2 separate regions of the Homo sapiens genome follow, and region 2 is linked to region 1. A link is a loop called in an ENCODE intact Hi-C map of the cell type or tissue named here. Cell type or tissue: dorsolateral prefrontal cortex. All regions are shown on one strand. Each heading gives the region's core, and the rest is flanking DNA. Links, peaks and the distances in the headings are about the cores only.

Region 1 (8,335 bases), core at 262-8,261:
TCAGGAGTTTGAGACCAACCTGGCCAACATGGTGAAACCCTGTCTCTACTAAAAATACAAAAAATTAGCCGGTCATGGTGATGGGCGCCTGTAATCCCAGTTACTTGGGAGGCTGAGGCAGGAAAATTGCTTAAATCTGGGAAGCGGAGGTTGCAGTGAGCCGAGATCACACCACTGCACTCCAGTCTGGGCAACAAGAAATTCCGTCTCAAAAAATAATAATAATAATAATAAATAAAACAAAATAAAAAAAACTAGTTGATTCCCTGTACAGCAAGAATCAACTCGTAATGCAGTTGGATATTGTGGCAATGTCAAATCATTATATGTTACTAAAATATTAGTCTTAACTTCTGTACACATCTCATTGTGGAAAAGTAGCAAATAGTTAACTTGCCACCACAGGTTGGAGGCCCACACATGAGCAGCTCAGAGATAGAGCCTCATCCTCAAATGACTCACATACCAGTGGGCTGAAACCAAATATGAGGGCTTGAGTACCTTGAACTAGAGAACCGCAGGCTCTGAGCAAAATTGTGCTTGCTTGGGAGGCTGCACAATGGAAGCAAATGGCTCAGGTAGAAGACAACAGTCACAGTGAGAAGAAAAAGGAAGGGATAAAAGACAGAAACTCATGTAAAAGAAGAGCTGACAGAATCAGCCAAGAGTTGTGTGTCTGGAAAACCAATGAGGTGGTGTTGCTATCAGCAAAAAAAGAAATCCATGAGAAAGAATTGGTTGAGTAAGAAAGACACTGAACTCTGTTTTACATGTATTTGGTTAAATGTGTGAATAGGGAAAACCAAGAAGTTATCCAGCTGGCAGCTTAAGTGGAACTGGTCTCAAGAAGTCAAAGAAGGAATAGGGAAAGACTGGGGAATGATTAACATCAAGATGAAAGGTGAAAATGAAGCCTGAGAGTATATGCAACCCCCAAGGCAGAAAACATGGATAGAAAGAGAACTGACCAAGAAGTAACAGCCACACTTTGTACAAAGAGGAGAAAGAGGAGAAGGGAGGAGGAATTATTAATGATGCCACAGAAGAAATAATATCAAACTCAAACAACATCAATGCAAAGAAAAAAATAATCAATCTGATGTACCATTTCCATTTAAAGGGAAAAAAAATTGAATAAAAGTGGCCCTTTACTTAGAGAAACTAAGCAAGACTCTCCTTAAATTACTCCACTAGCTTTGATTTTAAGTATTAAGGCAGAATTAGGCTGGGTGTGGTGGCTCATGTCTGTAATTCCAGCACTTTGAGAGGTCGAGGCAGGTGGATCACTTGAGGTCAGGAGTTCAAGACCAGTCTGGCCAATATGGTGAACCCCTGTCTTCAGTAAAAATACAAAAACTAGCCAGGTGTGGTGGCGGGCACTTGTAATCCCAGCTACTCGGGAGGTTGAGGGAGGAGAATCTCTTGAACCCAGGAGGTGGAGGTTGCAGTGAGCTGAGATCATGCCACTGCACTCCAGCCTGGGCGACAGACAGATACTCTATCTCTGAAAACAGAAGCAAAAACAAAAACAATAAACAACAAATAAAGTATTAAGGCAGAATTAGAACAAACCTATCTGATTTTCCCCTCCTCAGCTCAGGAGCCAGGAAGGAAGCAGTTACTCATGGTCATGCAACATTTACAGAGTGTCTAATGTCTATTCTGGTATTTAAATATCCTGTAGGTGATGTCATCTAAAAACTCAAGTTAGAACTATGAATCTGAAGAATTTATAAAGCTCTTACTAAGATTTATTACTTCCAGACATTTCAGATTGATCTTATGTGTAAGCTAATTCAGATCAAGAAAAATGATGTCTCCCTACATGTACCAGGTAACTCAGAAATCATCTCATTCTTACTACCTGAGGTCAGTGCAAGCCATTGTCCTTGGCTCTAATGAAGTTCTACCACTGGTGGATGAATAAAATAGGGCTCAAATTCTGGAATATGAGGGTTTTCTAAATACAAGGAACTCAAGAGGCAAATAATGTTAACAATTTAGAAAGCAAGTTAACAAAGTGTTTAGAGTTCCTTATCTTGTCACATTCCAAGAAATTCTCAAAAATCAGATAAATTATAACCACTTTTACCTCCAAATTAAGAATTTTATATCTGCAAATTGCTAATACTTCCCTAGGAGGGACAGGTCTGATTCCTTTATTCTGAGGAAAGGTGAAGCCAAGCAATTCTTTATGGGACTGGAATGTATAGGTTTCCTAGGCTGAACCATATGAAAGGAGAAGAAAGGGGAGCAAAAGGTGATGCTCCTTTACACTGATGAAACTGAACATGCCTGAGTACTTGGGAGGCTGAGGCAGGAAGATCACCTGAGCCCAGGAGTTTGAGGCTGCAGTGAGCTCTGAGCACATCATTACACTCCAGGCCGGGCAAGAGAGCAAGGCCCCATCTCTTTAAAAACAACAACAAAAAACAGGACGGGCATGGTGGCTCATGCCTGTAATCCCAGCACTTTGGGAGGCCGAGGCGGGTGGATCACGAGGTCAGGAGATCGAGACCATCCTGGCTACTAACACAGTGAAACTTCGTCTCTACTAAAAATACAAAAAAATTAGCCAGGCATGGTGGTGGGTGCCTGTAGTCCCAGCTACTAGGGAGGCTGAGACAGGAGAATGGCATGAACCTGGCAGGCGGAGCTTGCAGTAAGCCGAGATCAGGCCACCGCACTCCAGCCTGGGCGACAGAGCGAGACTTTGACTCAAAAAAAAAAAAAACAAGAACAACAAAAAAAACAAAAACCAACAACAACAACAAAAAACAGCTCTCTCACTCAACTGGGTTCCAATCTGCAAAACAAAGACCTTCAAGACATACATCAGTGAGAGTTTCCAGTAATAGCAAACCCTACTATTAATCATAATTCTTCCCTCTAGGCAGAAATAGAAAAACGGGCCCACATTCAATTACCCAGCTTGTTTGCCTTGGTTAATAACCTACTCCCCACCCCTGCAATATAAGCCAGCCACTCAAATGAGATCTATTTCTCAAAAATGGTTACCTTAGATCCACATGTTTAATGTGAGGCATTTTTCTTAAAGCCTGTAGCCTAAGGGTCTCCACACAGTTTCCAGACATACAAAGTTTATCCACAGCAGTCAATTTCTCCAATACTTCGGGAATGTCAGTAAATTCATTGAAAGAAAGACCCAGATAACTAAGCTGCTTCATGTTCTCCAACTCAGCAGGAAGGGATTGGAGAAAGTTTCCATCCAACAAAAATGTCTGTAAGCTATTAGAGAAAACATAAGAATTACAAAGAGAACATATAAATTTTACATCTTTATTATCAACATACAAGTTCCATAAGTGTAGACCGTATTACCAGAAAATGTATTATTCTTCGCAAAATGCCTAAGGGCAGGGCCTGAGGCAATAATGGACCAAAGAGAAATAATCAGAGATAAGCATCTTAATCTTTTATTGAAAATGAAAATCATGACTAGTTTTCCCAATTTGAATAGGCTTAAATGGGAGCAATGTGAGCTAACTGTGATATGAATTGATTCAGATATCCTTTGGGCTTTCCTTGTTATTTCTTAAAATTAATTTCTAAGTCTTAAAATTCAATATAACTCAGAAAAATGAGAACATAACCCACATTCCATGTTTAGACATACTCATCTGTAGGGATCTTCAGTTCTAAACAAGAATATTTAATTTTTTTACAAGACTGTAAGGAGTACAAATCCAACATATGAACTCCATACGGACTACATAGTCCCTGATCTCTTGATTTGGGGCCAAGACTTACATGAGCAACATAACAAGTTAACTAATCTCATGTGCCACACCCCCAATGCAGCTTCCCTGGGGCTTCTGGATATACCCGCCAGTGGGGTTTGAAGTACACACTTGTGCATCACTCCAACGGCTGCCGGGACTGATCGCAGGGCATTGCAGGACACGTTCAGCTCTGCCAGGGTTGGAATACTGCAGACTGCCAGTGGGAAGTCCCCTAAATGATTATTGGAAAGGTTAAGACTCTTCAACTTGGTGAACCTATTACAATAAAGCAAAACAAAAGGGAAAAAAGAGACAAATGTCATTAACATCATAATTTTAGCATAGCCTAAGAGATAATCTAGCCCAACTCCCAAATTCAACTAAAGAGGAAATGGGGGCCCCAGAGAGGTTAAGGAGCAGCAGCACTGGAATGCACATCTGCTGACTCTAAGGCCAGTGTTTTACCTAAAATGTAAACATTCTATCTAAAAACAAACTTTTCCCTCTAAAATAAGGTTGAATATTTCAGGAAGTGAATTCTGCTGGAGAAAGCTTTCTAGCAGTATCTCAATTAGCTTAATTAACACAGTGTAAATGGCCCCAGTGAAGGAGGAAAGGGACCAGGCAGAGCTGGCGTTAGCCCTTCTGGAGTCGGTGCTGTTTCAGACAAGTCAAAAACTCCTGTTTCATGTTTCTCAAACCCAAAACTGAAATAATAAAAACTTATCAAAACAATACTCTCTCTAAGGTAACCAGGACTTCGCAGTTCCAAATTTAAGAACCAATTATCAGCTGGGCCTGGTGGCTCAGGCCTGTAATCCTAGCACTTTGAGAAGCCGAGATGAGTGGATCACTTGAGGCCAGAAGTTTGGGACCAGCCTGGCCAACATGGTGAAACCCCATCTCTACCAAAAACACAAAAAATTAGCCGGGCCTGGTGGTGCACCCCTGTAATCCCAGCTACTCAGGAGGCTGAGGCACAAGAATCACTTGAACCTGGGAGGTGGAGGTTGCAGTGAGCTGAGATTGCACTCCTGGAATGTAGCCTGGGCGACAGAGTGACACTCTATCTCAAAAAAGAACCAATTATCATTCGTCGATCTCAATACAGTACTTGATTGATGCTGCTGACCACACACCCTTCTTCTTAGCTCTCTTAAGCCCTCTTCTCATGTATTACCTTCCTTTTCTTCATCTTTTCTTCCCCAACCCAAATTGAAGTAATCTTCATAGATAGGTTTTTTAGCAGTTTCATGCTCTCTCTACACTGTTTTCCTTGGAAATGTTTTGACTCCTATGTGAGCAATTATCTCAGTCCTATCACATGCTGGCTCCTCTCCTGAGCTACCCCACATTTCCAGCCCCAAACTGAACTTACCATCTTTATTCCAAACTGGCACTTCTTTTTCCTCTATTTTTGTTAATAGCCCTTTCATTTTCACAGTTGCCCAAGCAACTTAAGCAATTAAAGAAGCTATCTTTAATTTTTTACTTCTCTGTGCACTCTTACATTTGGCCTATCAACGACCTCTACACCATCTCTAAGTAAGATAAGAATCATATTAGTGACTGCGTTATGCTAACTCCTTTAAAAACCGCCCACGTCTAATCCTAGACAGTATGCACTCTGCCTAGAAGAGACACACACACTCTAAAAATAAACACAATTCAACCCAATCAGTATATGTTAAGCTGTATTCTAAATAGTTAAATAAAAGTTGATTCTAAATGGAAAGCTGACCATGTACCTATTTGACAGGTTGAGTGTTACCTTGATTTTTAAATAATACCTGTTTACTTGGATGGCTGAGTATAATAGACTTAATTGTATTTTAAATTTAAAAAAAATCACTTAGGGAAGAATTATTCCTAAATCTGGATAATCGTTTTTAAACTGTTTTATATTAGGGCCGTTAGGCCTTCTTAAAGAATGCTTATCCTCAGCCAGGTGCAGTGGCTCATACCTGTAATCCCAGCACTTTGGGAGGCCGAGGTGGGCAGATCACCTGAGGTCAGGAGTTCAAGACCAGCCTGGCCAACATGATGAAACTTTGTCTCTACTAAAAATACAAAAAAAATTAGCCAGCCATGTTGGTGGGCACCTGTAGTCCCAGCTATGCTGGAGGCTGAGGCACAAGAATTGCTTGAACCCGGGAGACAGAGGTTGTGGTGAACCGAGATCACGCCTCTGCACTCCAGCCTGGGCGATAGAGCGAGACTCTGCCTCAAAAAAAAAAAAAAGCCTATCCACTATTCTGATTATTTATAATCACTGCAAAACACAAGCTAGAATTACAGAGCCTCTTATTCCTAGTCCAGTGATTCTAAAAGCATGCTTGGGGGACCCCAGAGGAGGTACCCGAGACCCTTTCAGAAGATCCACATGGTCAAACTTTTTTTTTTTTTTTTTTGAGATGGAGTCTTGCTCTGTCGCCCAGGCTGGAGTGCAGTGGTGCGATCTCGGCTCACTGCAAGCTCCGCCTCCTGGGTTCACGCTGTTCTCCTGCCTCAGCCTCCCAAGTAGTTGGGACTACAGGCACCCGCCACCATGCCTGGCTAATTTTTTGTATTTTTATTAGAGACGGGGTTTCACCATGTTGGCCAGGATGGTCTCGATCTCCTGGCCTCGTGATCCGCCCGCCTCAGCCTCTCAAAGTGCTGGGATTACAGGCGTGAGCCACCGCACCTGGCTGTTCAAACTATTTTTATAACAATACTAAGATGTTACTTGCTTTGTGCCACTTTCTTCCGCACACCTAACTGTCACTCTCATATTTCAGTGGAGACTTCCAGACAGTACCTGCTTTTGTAATAGCATACCTGATGGAATACAGAAAGAGATATGAGAATCCAGCCAGATATTAAAAGATTCACCAAAATAGAAGACAACGACACTCTGGCCGGGTGTGGTGACTCACGCCTGTAATCCCAGCACTTCGGGAGGCTGAGGCCGGTGGATCACCTGAAGTCAGGAGTTCGAGACCAGCCTGGCCAACATGGTGAAACCCTGTCTCTACTAAAAATACAAAAATTAGCTGGGCGTGGTGGTGTGCACCTGTAGTCCCAGCTACTCAGGAGGCTGAGGCAGGAGAATCGCTTGAACCTGGGAGGCGGAGGTCACAGTGAGCCGAGATCGTGCCATTGCATTCCAGCCTGGGTGACAGGAGCAAAACTCCGTAAAAAAAAAAAAAAAAAAAAAAAAAAGAAAGAAAGAAAGAAAAGAAAGAAAATGAAAAGAAAACAATGACACTTTTCTTACTATTTTTGTTTTGAAAAACTGTTTTTTCATTTAAAAAGTTACTAAAAACATCATTTATGTTAATATGCTTTATTACTGTCTAAATGAATTAATATACATTAAAATATTTCTTTCTTTTTTTTTTTTTTTTTTTTTTTTTGAGAAAGGGTCTCTATCGACAAGGCTGGAATGCAGTGGTGGGATCATGGGTCACTGCAGCCTCAACCTCCTGGGCTCAGATGATCCTCCCACCTCAGCCTCCTGAGTAGCTGGGACTACAGGCACGCACCACCAAACCCAGCTAATTTTTTTTTTTTTTTTTGTAGAGACGAAGTTTTGCCATTTTGCCCAGGCTGGTCCTGAACTCCTGGGCTCAAGCAATCTGCCTGTCTTGGCCTCCCAAAGTGTTAGAACTAAAGGCATGAGTCATCGTGCCTACCCTAAAATATTTCTTTTCTTTTTTTGAGACGGAGTCTAGCTCTGTCATCTAGGCTGGAGTGCAGTGGCGTGATCTCGGCTCACTGCAACCTCCACCTCCTGGGTTGCAATTCTCCTGCCTCAGCCTCCCAGGTAGCTGGGATTACAGGTGCCGAGAACCACATTTGGCTGATTTTTGTATTTTTAGTAGAGACAGGGTTTCACTATGTTGGCCAGGCTGGTCTCGAACTCCTGACCTCAGGTGATCCGCCCGCCTTGGCCTCCCAAACTGTTGGGATTACAGGCGTAAGCCACTGCACCCAGCCTATATTTCTTAGTTAAATTTATAATTCAGCAAATATCGATATATATAATTGACATAAATAAATGTTGCTTAAGGTCCTCAATATTTGAGAGCAAAGAAGTCCTGAAATAAGATTGCCATATGAAACACAGTACATCCAGTTAAATTTAAATTTCAGATAAACAATAAATATTTTTAATAGTATGTCCCAAACATTGCATCATGGGGCACACTTACACTGAAAAAAGTTATTCAATGTTTATATGAAATTCAAATTTAACTGGTGCTTCCTCCCCTATCCCCTAACCTAAATCTGGCAACTCTATCTGATATAAAATGTTTATCCTAGGCATCACAGATGAAACTGCTGCTCTAGTACAAACAAAAACAGCATTCCACTTTCTAGATATTTTTCCCCATTTGAGAGAATGGGCCAGTTTTAAAATTTGCATCCAATTAAATTAACTTAAAAAAAAGTTCCTCTAGGAAGAAAAAAAATCCACTAGACATTATCCAACATAATAGAGCACGTGAACTTTTCAAAGTGGGGAACAGAAAGGCTGCAGAGCTAGTAATTACTCAAGATGAGAAATGAAAGCATTGGCTTTTGGAAAAGTATAGGTCAATAATGTG
Region 2 (8,335 bases), core at 210-8,209, 60 kb after region 1:
AACAGTCAGAGAAAGAAGGGAAATTTGTAACAATTCTCTGGGTATTTTGTGGTTTTATAGTTGTCTTAGCCTGGGTCAGTCCCTCAAATATTCCCAATCTCATGTTTTTTATCTACAACATTAAGATAGTAATGCCTGTTTACAGACCAATTTATTTTTAAGTATAAACTGGGCAAGTAAAAAACAATTTTTAAAAAGCCACTTTTCAGGCAAAATTAGTTTTTAAAAAACTAAAAATTGCTAATCACTGGCAGTATCTGGGGAGGAAAAAAAAAGTGTGTGTAACTAACCATATTTTAGACCCAGCTAAAGCAGAAAGGAACTTTGTAGCCAGCTAGAAGCTGAGTGGATTCCTGGATTAAGTGCTTGCTTACCTTGGAGACTTGTCGCAGCCACCTTAAGTATTCTGTGAAAGTATCAAAGCAAATGTAGTAAGTCTGGCTTTGGGGTCCAGAGGAGCTAAATGCTAAACAGTGTTGGTGCTTTTTCACTTCTTCTACCTATAAAAGCAAACAGAGAGAAGCAGAAACAAGTCAGACAGCAGAACCACTGATGTATTTCACTAACTATGCCTCTGATCAAGGAGCCTGCATGGATTTGCATGTTTCCCTATATATGTTACTCATTAATGAGAACTAAGTTCCTGCATATGATCACCCAATTTGAATTACAAAGAAACCAAAAAAGGGGGAGTTTTATCTTTACTATATTTCCCCACCACAGTGAAATTCTCCTCTTTCTGTTTAAAATTAGTCCAGACTCCCTTTCTTATTCTTCTAACCTCACAATAGGGTGCTGGGGTTCTTACTTCCTCTTAGAATTTTTACTTAAGATTTTACTTAGGAATTTTTACTTAAGAAGTCTTCAAGCATATTAAATAAGTATTGAAAACATTACTGTTAAACTGAAATTAACCTGTAATAAAACCCTACCATGAGAACTTTCAAGTCCTAATGATGCAGTGAAATACAGTCAAATCAAATTTCCACTCCTTGTAAGTTCTTCACAAGGGGAAAAATACACACCAAAAGTAACATTATACAAACTTCTATGTTTGGAAACTTAATAACAAACTTCTAAACAACTCACAGGTGCAAGGAGAAATTACAACCAAAATCTTAAAACGCTTAGAACTAAATAATTCTAGAAAAACTACATATCAAAATCTGTATGTTGCAATAAAAGAAGATATACAAAGGGAAATTTATATATATATATATTTTTTTCAATTGAACTCGTGTATCTTTTGATAGTCATATTGGAAAAGAAGGTAGAACATTAATTTGCTCGGCATGCACCTTAAGAACTTGGAAGGAAGCCTGGGCGTGGTGGCTCACGCCTGTAATCCCACCACTTTGGGAGGCCGAGGCAGGTGGATCACCTGAGGTCAGGAGTTCGAGACCAGCCTGGTCAACATGGTAAAACCCCTCTCTACTAAAAATACAAAAAAAACCTTACAGCTAGGAGCGGTGGTGGGTGCCTGTAGTCCCAGCTACTGGGGAGGCTGAGGTGGGAGGATCGCTTAAACCCAGGAGGCAGAGGTTGCAGTGAGCTGAGATCCAGCCTGGGTGACAGAGCAAGACTCTGTCTCCAAAAAAAAAAAAAACTTGGAAGGAAAAAAATAAAATCAAACCTCCAAATTGAATAAATCCAAAATTGAAAGAAGGCTATGATAAAAACTAGCAATTGGTGAAATGAAAACCAAATATGTAAGAGAAAACATTAACAAAGCAAAATACTGATTCTTCAAGAAAACTAGTACAATTGATAAATACTCTGGCAAGAAAAATGGATACATCCTCTGGCAAGAAAAAGAGAGCAGAGACACTTATAAATAATATTAACAATTAACAATAAAAAGGGAGACACAGCTACAGATTCGCCAGAGATTAAGAAGAGAATATTATGAACAATTTTGTGACAAATTCTTAGAAAAAATATGTTTTACCAATACTACTAAATAAAGAAAAACCAAAAGCCTAAATAGTCCTATCAGCCAGGTGCAGGCTCACACTTGTAATCCCAGCACTTCGGGAGACCTAGAGGGACAGATCGCTTGAGCCCAGGAGTTGGAGATCAACCTGTGCAACATGGCAAAACCTTATCTCTACAAAAAACAGAAAAACAAAAGTTAGCTGGGTGTGGCAGCGCACACCTTGTAGTCCTATAGCTACTCAGAAGTCTAAAGTGGGGAAATCGCCCAAGCCTGGGGAGGTCAAGGCTATAGTGTGGAGTAACTATACCACTGCACTCCAACCTGTACAATGGAGTAAAATCCAGTGTTAACAAAACAAAACAAAAATTGAATAGTCCTATAACTTTGTTTTTGAGACGGAATTTCACTCCTTGCCCAGGCTGGAGTGCAGTGGTGCAATCTTAGCTCACTGCAAACTCCGCCTTCCGATTGCAAGCGATTCTCCTATCTCAACCTCTTGAGTAGATGGGATTACAGCCTTGGCCTCCCAAAGTGCTGGGATTATAGGCATGAGCCACGCCTGGCCCCTATATAGCCATTTAAAATATAGAAGTTTTTTTTTTTTTTAATGTCTCAAAAAAAATCAGGCCCATATAGCTTTACAGGTAACTTTTACCAAAGTTTCAAAAAATAGATCAATCCAAACTCATGCAAACTCATCCAGCAAACAAAAAAATGAAGGAAAACACCCCAACCCATTCTATGAGGATAGTATAACCAAGACCCACATGAGAACAGTAACAGAAAGGAAACTTACAGGTAACCATGGTCACAAAGATTTATCTTGAACAAAATGTTGCATCAAAATCCAGTAATTTATTTTTATTTATTTATTTATTTATTTATTTATTTATTTATTTATTTATTTATTTATTTTTAGATGGAGTCTCGCTCTGTTGCCCAGGCTGCAGTGCAGTGGCACGATCTCAGCTCACTGCAACCTCTGCCTCCCAGGTTCAAGCGATTCTCCTGCCTCAGCCTCCCAAGTAACTGGGATTACAGGCGCCTGCCACTGCGCCACCAATTTTTGTATTTTTAGTAAAGACAGGGTTTCACCATCTTGGCCAGTCTGGTCTTGAACTCCTGACCTCGTGATCAACCCGCCTCAGCCTCTCAAGTGCTGGGATTACAGACATCAGCCACCATTCCCAGCCTTTTAATTAATTAATTTATTTATTTATTTTAGAAAACCCAGTAATTTAAAAATATATATATGTATCAAGAACAAGGCCGGGCACGGTGGCTCACCCCTATAATCCCAATACTTTGGAAGGCTGAGGCAGGCGAATCATTTGAGGTCAGGAGTTTGAGACCAGCCTGGCCAACATGGTGAAACCCCACTTCTACTAAAAATACAAAAATTAGTCGGGCGTGGTGGTGCATGCCTGTAATCCCAGGTACTCAGGAGGCTGAGGCAGGAGAATCGCTTGAACCCGGGAGGTGGAGGATGCAGTGAGCTGATATTGTGCCAGTGTGCTCCAGCCTGGGCAACACAGCAAGACTCCGCCTCAAAAAAAAAAAAAAAAAAAAAAGAACCAGTTGAATTTACCTCAGATAAAGAAAGACAGTTTAACGTAATTAGAACTATAAAACCATTAATCACATTAACGGATTAAAGACACCCATACTATTAACCCCACAGTTGCAGAAAAAGCTGTTAGTAACTTCATTCAGGCTGAAATGAAGAATAAAAATTCTCAGCAAACTCAGAAAATAAAAACTCACTTAAACTGACCAAGGGTATTTATCAAACATCTAAAGCAAACTTCAATGTTAATGATGAGATATCATTCTCAAGATCATTGATAAGGAGCCAGGTGCGGTGGCTCACACCTGTAATCCCAGCACTTTAGGAGGCCGAGGCAGGGGGGTCACCTGAGGTCAGAAGACCAGCCTGGTCAACATGATGAAACCCAGTCTCTACTAAAAATACAAAAATTAGCTGTGTGTGGTGGCATGCGCCTGTAGTCCCAGCTACTCGGGAGGCTGAGGCAGGAGAATGGCTTGAACCCGGGAGACAGAGGTTGCAGTGAACCAAGAATGCACCACTGCACTCCAGCCTGCGTGACAAGAGACAGACTCTGTCTCAAAAAAAAAAAGGAAAAAAAAAAGGATCATTGATAAGTATCTACTGTTTCTATTCAACACTGTACTAGATCTTCCTGCCCGTAACAGTAAGACAAAGAAAAGGAAGAAACCTGTCATCATTTGAATATTATATGATTAACTATACAGTAAACAAAAAAACCTACAGGCATCATATTAGAATAAACCAGAACATTTAGCAAGACGATAAATCAATACTCAAGATCAATACTCAAAAACCAACTGTGTTTCTATAAACCAAACAGAAAATACGATTTTTTAAAAAATGCTGTGTAAACAAATTGACAGATATCAAGCAAAAGGTTTCTTAGGGATGGAGAGGAGTGGGAGAGGGTGGGAGGAAAGGAAAATAAAAGGGTGGGAGGAAAGGAGAACAAAGGGACACGAGGAAACTTCTGGGAATAATGAACATGGTCACTATCCTGGTTGCCGTGATGGTTTAATGGGGGTATACAGCTATCAAATTGTGTTAACTGGAGTGTACAGTTATAAAACTGAAATGTGCAGTTTATTGTTGTCAATTACACGTCAGTAAAGTGTTGGTGAAGATGTGGAGAAACAACACTTGTACACTGATGTGAATGCAAAATGGTACATCGACCCTGAAAAACAACTTGGTATCATCTTGCGAAAGTAGATGTGTGTATGTCCCAGAGCCCAGTAACCGAGCTCCAAAGTGTATACCCAACAGTAGTATTTCTCAAGGAGATCATTATAGGAATTGTGGATTGAATAGTTCTTCATTGTCCCCTATGCAGAACTCTCTAATACTTTGCACAATATTTTAAACTCTCGCCTCTGCCTTTAAATGCCAAGAGTGTCCCCTGCAGCAAAGATAATGTTATTCACCAATCACTCTATCTACTCCACATTTCTCAGACCCCTTGCAATTAAGGTGGAGCGATGTGACTAGTTCTGGCCAATGAGCCACAGAGAGAAGTGGCATGTGTCACTTCTGCATCCAAACATACAAGGCCCATGAATGATGCTCCAATTACCTCTTCCCTTGCCAAAACAACAAAGGGAAGTATAAAAGAGCCAAGACTTCATCAGGCTGGGTCCCTGAACAACTGTGTGACAAAAGAAACGCCCACCCCCCAACCCCACTGACCCACAACAGACAATGTGAGAAATAACTGTTATGACAAGTCACTAAGATTGGGGGGAAAAGAGGGGTGTTACCAGGGCATTACTTATGCTTATATTAACTGATAATGTTCACTGTTCAATCATCTGACCATCAAAACATTCCTACATATAACCAAATGTCCCTTCAGCATAGTAACTCCACTCGCAAACTACTGTCTTAGAAAAGGTACTTGCATACCAGGAGGCATATCAACATGAGACTATAGCAGCAGCACTGTTGTTATTATAACAACAACAAACTGAAAGCAACCCAAATGTCCATCAGCAGGAAAATTACTTAAGGAATTATGAAAATTGTGGAATGTTTACAGTAGACATTATAGAGAAATGAAAACCACATAAGTAACATGTAATCTTATTATGAAACATTGTATTAGGTGAATAAATTCAATTACAGAAGACCACAGCAATTTATCACTTTTATACACATCAAAAACAAGCAAAATATAGATACACGGTAAAACTTATTTCAAAAAAGGAAAAAATGAGGAATATACATTCTAGGACAGTGAATCCTTCTAGGGCTAGGGGAGGCAATGAGATATATGTAAAGAGAACACAGGTAGAAGAAACTCTGGTATTGATATCCCCACAGTTCCTAAATTCAGTAGTGGCTGACAATTCTTCAATTTATTATACTTCATAATTTAACAAATATTAATTAAAATACAGTATTATCTGGCCAGGCGTGGTGGCTCACGCCTGTAATCCCAGCACTATGGGAGGCCGAAGCAGGCGGATCACTTGAGATCAGGAGTTCAAGACCAGCCTGGCCAACACGGTGAAACCCTGTCTCTACTAAAAGTACAAAAATTGGCCGGGCATGGTGGTGTGCACCTGCAGTCCCAGCTACTCAGGAGGCTGAGGCAGGAGAATCGCTTGAACCCGGGAGGCAGAGAGTGCAGTGACCCAAGATCGCACCACTGCACTCCAGCCTGGATGACAAAGCAAGACTGTCTTTTTAAAAAAATAATAATAATACATTATTTAAAAATCTATGTTAAATTCTATAGGACAAGTTAAATACAACATTAAAACTGCATAATATAAATGTATCTATTAAATACTCTTTCAATAACTAAATTTTGAGAGTTTTATTTAACAGCAAAGCCATATATGTAAAGTAATGACCATGCTCACGTGGTATGAAACCACAGCAATTCTAACTAGGTTATGACCAATCTATCTCACACCTTATTTCTAAATCTATAGCTCTTCTATATCTAAATTAAAAAGAAAAAATAAAACTCCTTTCATTCATACTCTCAGTTTTTTCTTTAACAATAGAACAGGATAAAAAAAAACAACAACAGACAAAAATTAATGAAAGCTCAAATTGCAAGAAATCAATTATTTTTCCCTAACTCAGTCAACAGATATTAAAGACTCAATTTTTCAATGTAGTCAATTATTTTTTAAAGGCATAGTATAAAACAGGTTTTACAAGTTTTGCTTGTGAAAAGAGGAAGCTATTAACTTTCAATTCACTCAGTGGTAGAAGACCATCCAGTAACAGACCTGGGAAACAGGACAAGACTCTAGTACTGAATGAAAATGCTAATTATAACCGGATCTGCTGACCTTATCTGAACATTCCATGTGCTTTCCTGCCTCTGCCTCTATAAGCATAATAATCTTTCTGACCATCTCCTTCACATGTCAAAAGACTTTTCATCCTTCAAATTCTATCATAATTGCTACCTTTCATTACAAAATTCCCTCTTACCCGAAAAAATGTAATCTCTCCTTCCATTAATCCCCCACAGTACCTTCCTGCATCTTTCTTACAACAGATATCATTGTGCCTACTTCATCTTCTGATACAAAATCATAAGCTCTTCAAAGGCAGGCAGGGTTATTTAGCTATGTTAGTATTTCTGGGGTGCCAAGCACAGTGCCTTCCCCAAAGAGGATACTGAATAGTTATATTAGATTTGCCTATGCAAACACCCAGCATCACAAAGAGAGAGACTGTTGACCTAACAAAGTATCAAACATTAAATATGCATTTTTAATAACCTATAGTGGTAATACAGATGAGTATTTTTTCAGTAATCCATCCATCCACAGGGCAAAATCTTAGTATATCAGTCACTAACTCTTCAATGCTCCGACAAAAGTTAAGCAGCATTGGTTTCAAAATGAACGACTAAAATCAATCTAAACGCATCTTGCACAGCCTGACCAAAACCTATTTTTGAAAATGATCAAGTATTAGCCTTCTTGAAACTAGAATAGAGAGGAAAAAACTAACATAGGCTATTTATTCATAAGGAAAGACTACAAGAATGTGCTTGCTACACAGCAGTGAGCAACAAAACCATTTATTACCATACACATGTGGTCTTACTTCCTTCACTTACAACCCTTGAAACAGATCAGACATTTAGACAACCAATTAACAAATGGTTTACTTAGGCCAGGCACAGTGGCTCATGCCTGTAATCTCAGCACTCTGGGAGGCCAAAGTGGGTGAATCACGAGGTCAGGAGATCAAGACCATCCTGGCTAACATGGTGAAACCCTGTCTCTACTAAAAATACAAAAAATTAGCTGGATATGGTGTCATGCGCCTGTAGTCCCAGCTACTTGGGAGGCTGAGGCAGGAGAATCACTTGAACCCGGGAGGCAGAGGTTGCAGTGAGCTGGGATTGCACCACCACACTCCAGCCTGGGAAACAGAGCAAGACTCCATCTCAAAAAAAAAAAAAGAAAAAGAAAAAGAAAATATTTGCTCAATGTGCCCCCAATGACCCATTTTCTCATCCAAATCCTAATTTCCATTTATTAACATATCACTTAAAAATCAAGAAATACTGACCTATAAGTATGGTGATGCTACCCTTACCAATGCTTGGGACTTTATAAATAACTCTGACAAAGAAAATAATGTAACATTTCCCCAAGTAATCTGGTTCTATTTTATAAATAATAGCAATAAAATAGTTAACATACCCAAAGCAAAGAAATCAGTAATGTCAAAAATATATCCGTTGCATCACATTTTCTCCGAAATGAGAAACATTTAAGATTCAAAATTTATAACTAGGCACTTAATAAACTAAAAATGCTAACCCCACTGATCACTAAACACAGATAGGGGAA

The links. Peaks named below come from ENCODE experiments on the same cell type or tissue, not always from the same donor. Only the 100,000 strongest peaks of a DNase experiment are listed, where the experiment ranks them.
Region 2: a loop joins it to region 1, with 4 times the contacts of the local background. A loop is called at or near these places in 1 of 110 quality-filtered maps.

The regions. Positions count from the first base shown.
Region 1 is chr18:62,890,695-62,899,029 of GRCh38, reverse strand. PHLPP1 (PH domain and leucine rich repeat protein phosphatase 1) reads right to left here. Exons shown (of 17, transcript NM_194449.4): 5 at 3,873-4,019; 6 at 3,019-3,249. Among named protein-coding and RNA genes, the nearest start is that of PHLPP1, 180 kb to the right of the region's middle. RefSeq lists an enhancer at 1-500 and a silencer at 553-612. In dorsolateral prefrontal cortex, for the core only: no CTCF peak of the experiment used is centred there; no DNase peak of the experiment used is centred there; H3K27ac peaks cover 6,625 bases.
Region 2 is chr18:62,830,949-62,839,283 of GRCh38, reverse strand. PHLPP1 (PH domain and leucine rich repeat protein phosphatase 1) reads right to left here. Exons shown (of 17, transcript NM_194449.4): 3 at 375-500. Among named protein-coding and RNA genes, the nearest start is that of PHLPP1, 120 kb to the right of the region's middle. In dorsolateral prefrontal cortex, for the core only: no CTCF peak of the experiment used is centred there; no DNase peak of the experiment used is centred there; H3K27ac peaks cover 4,888 bases.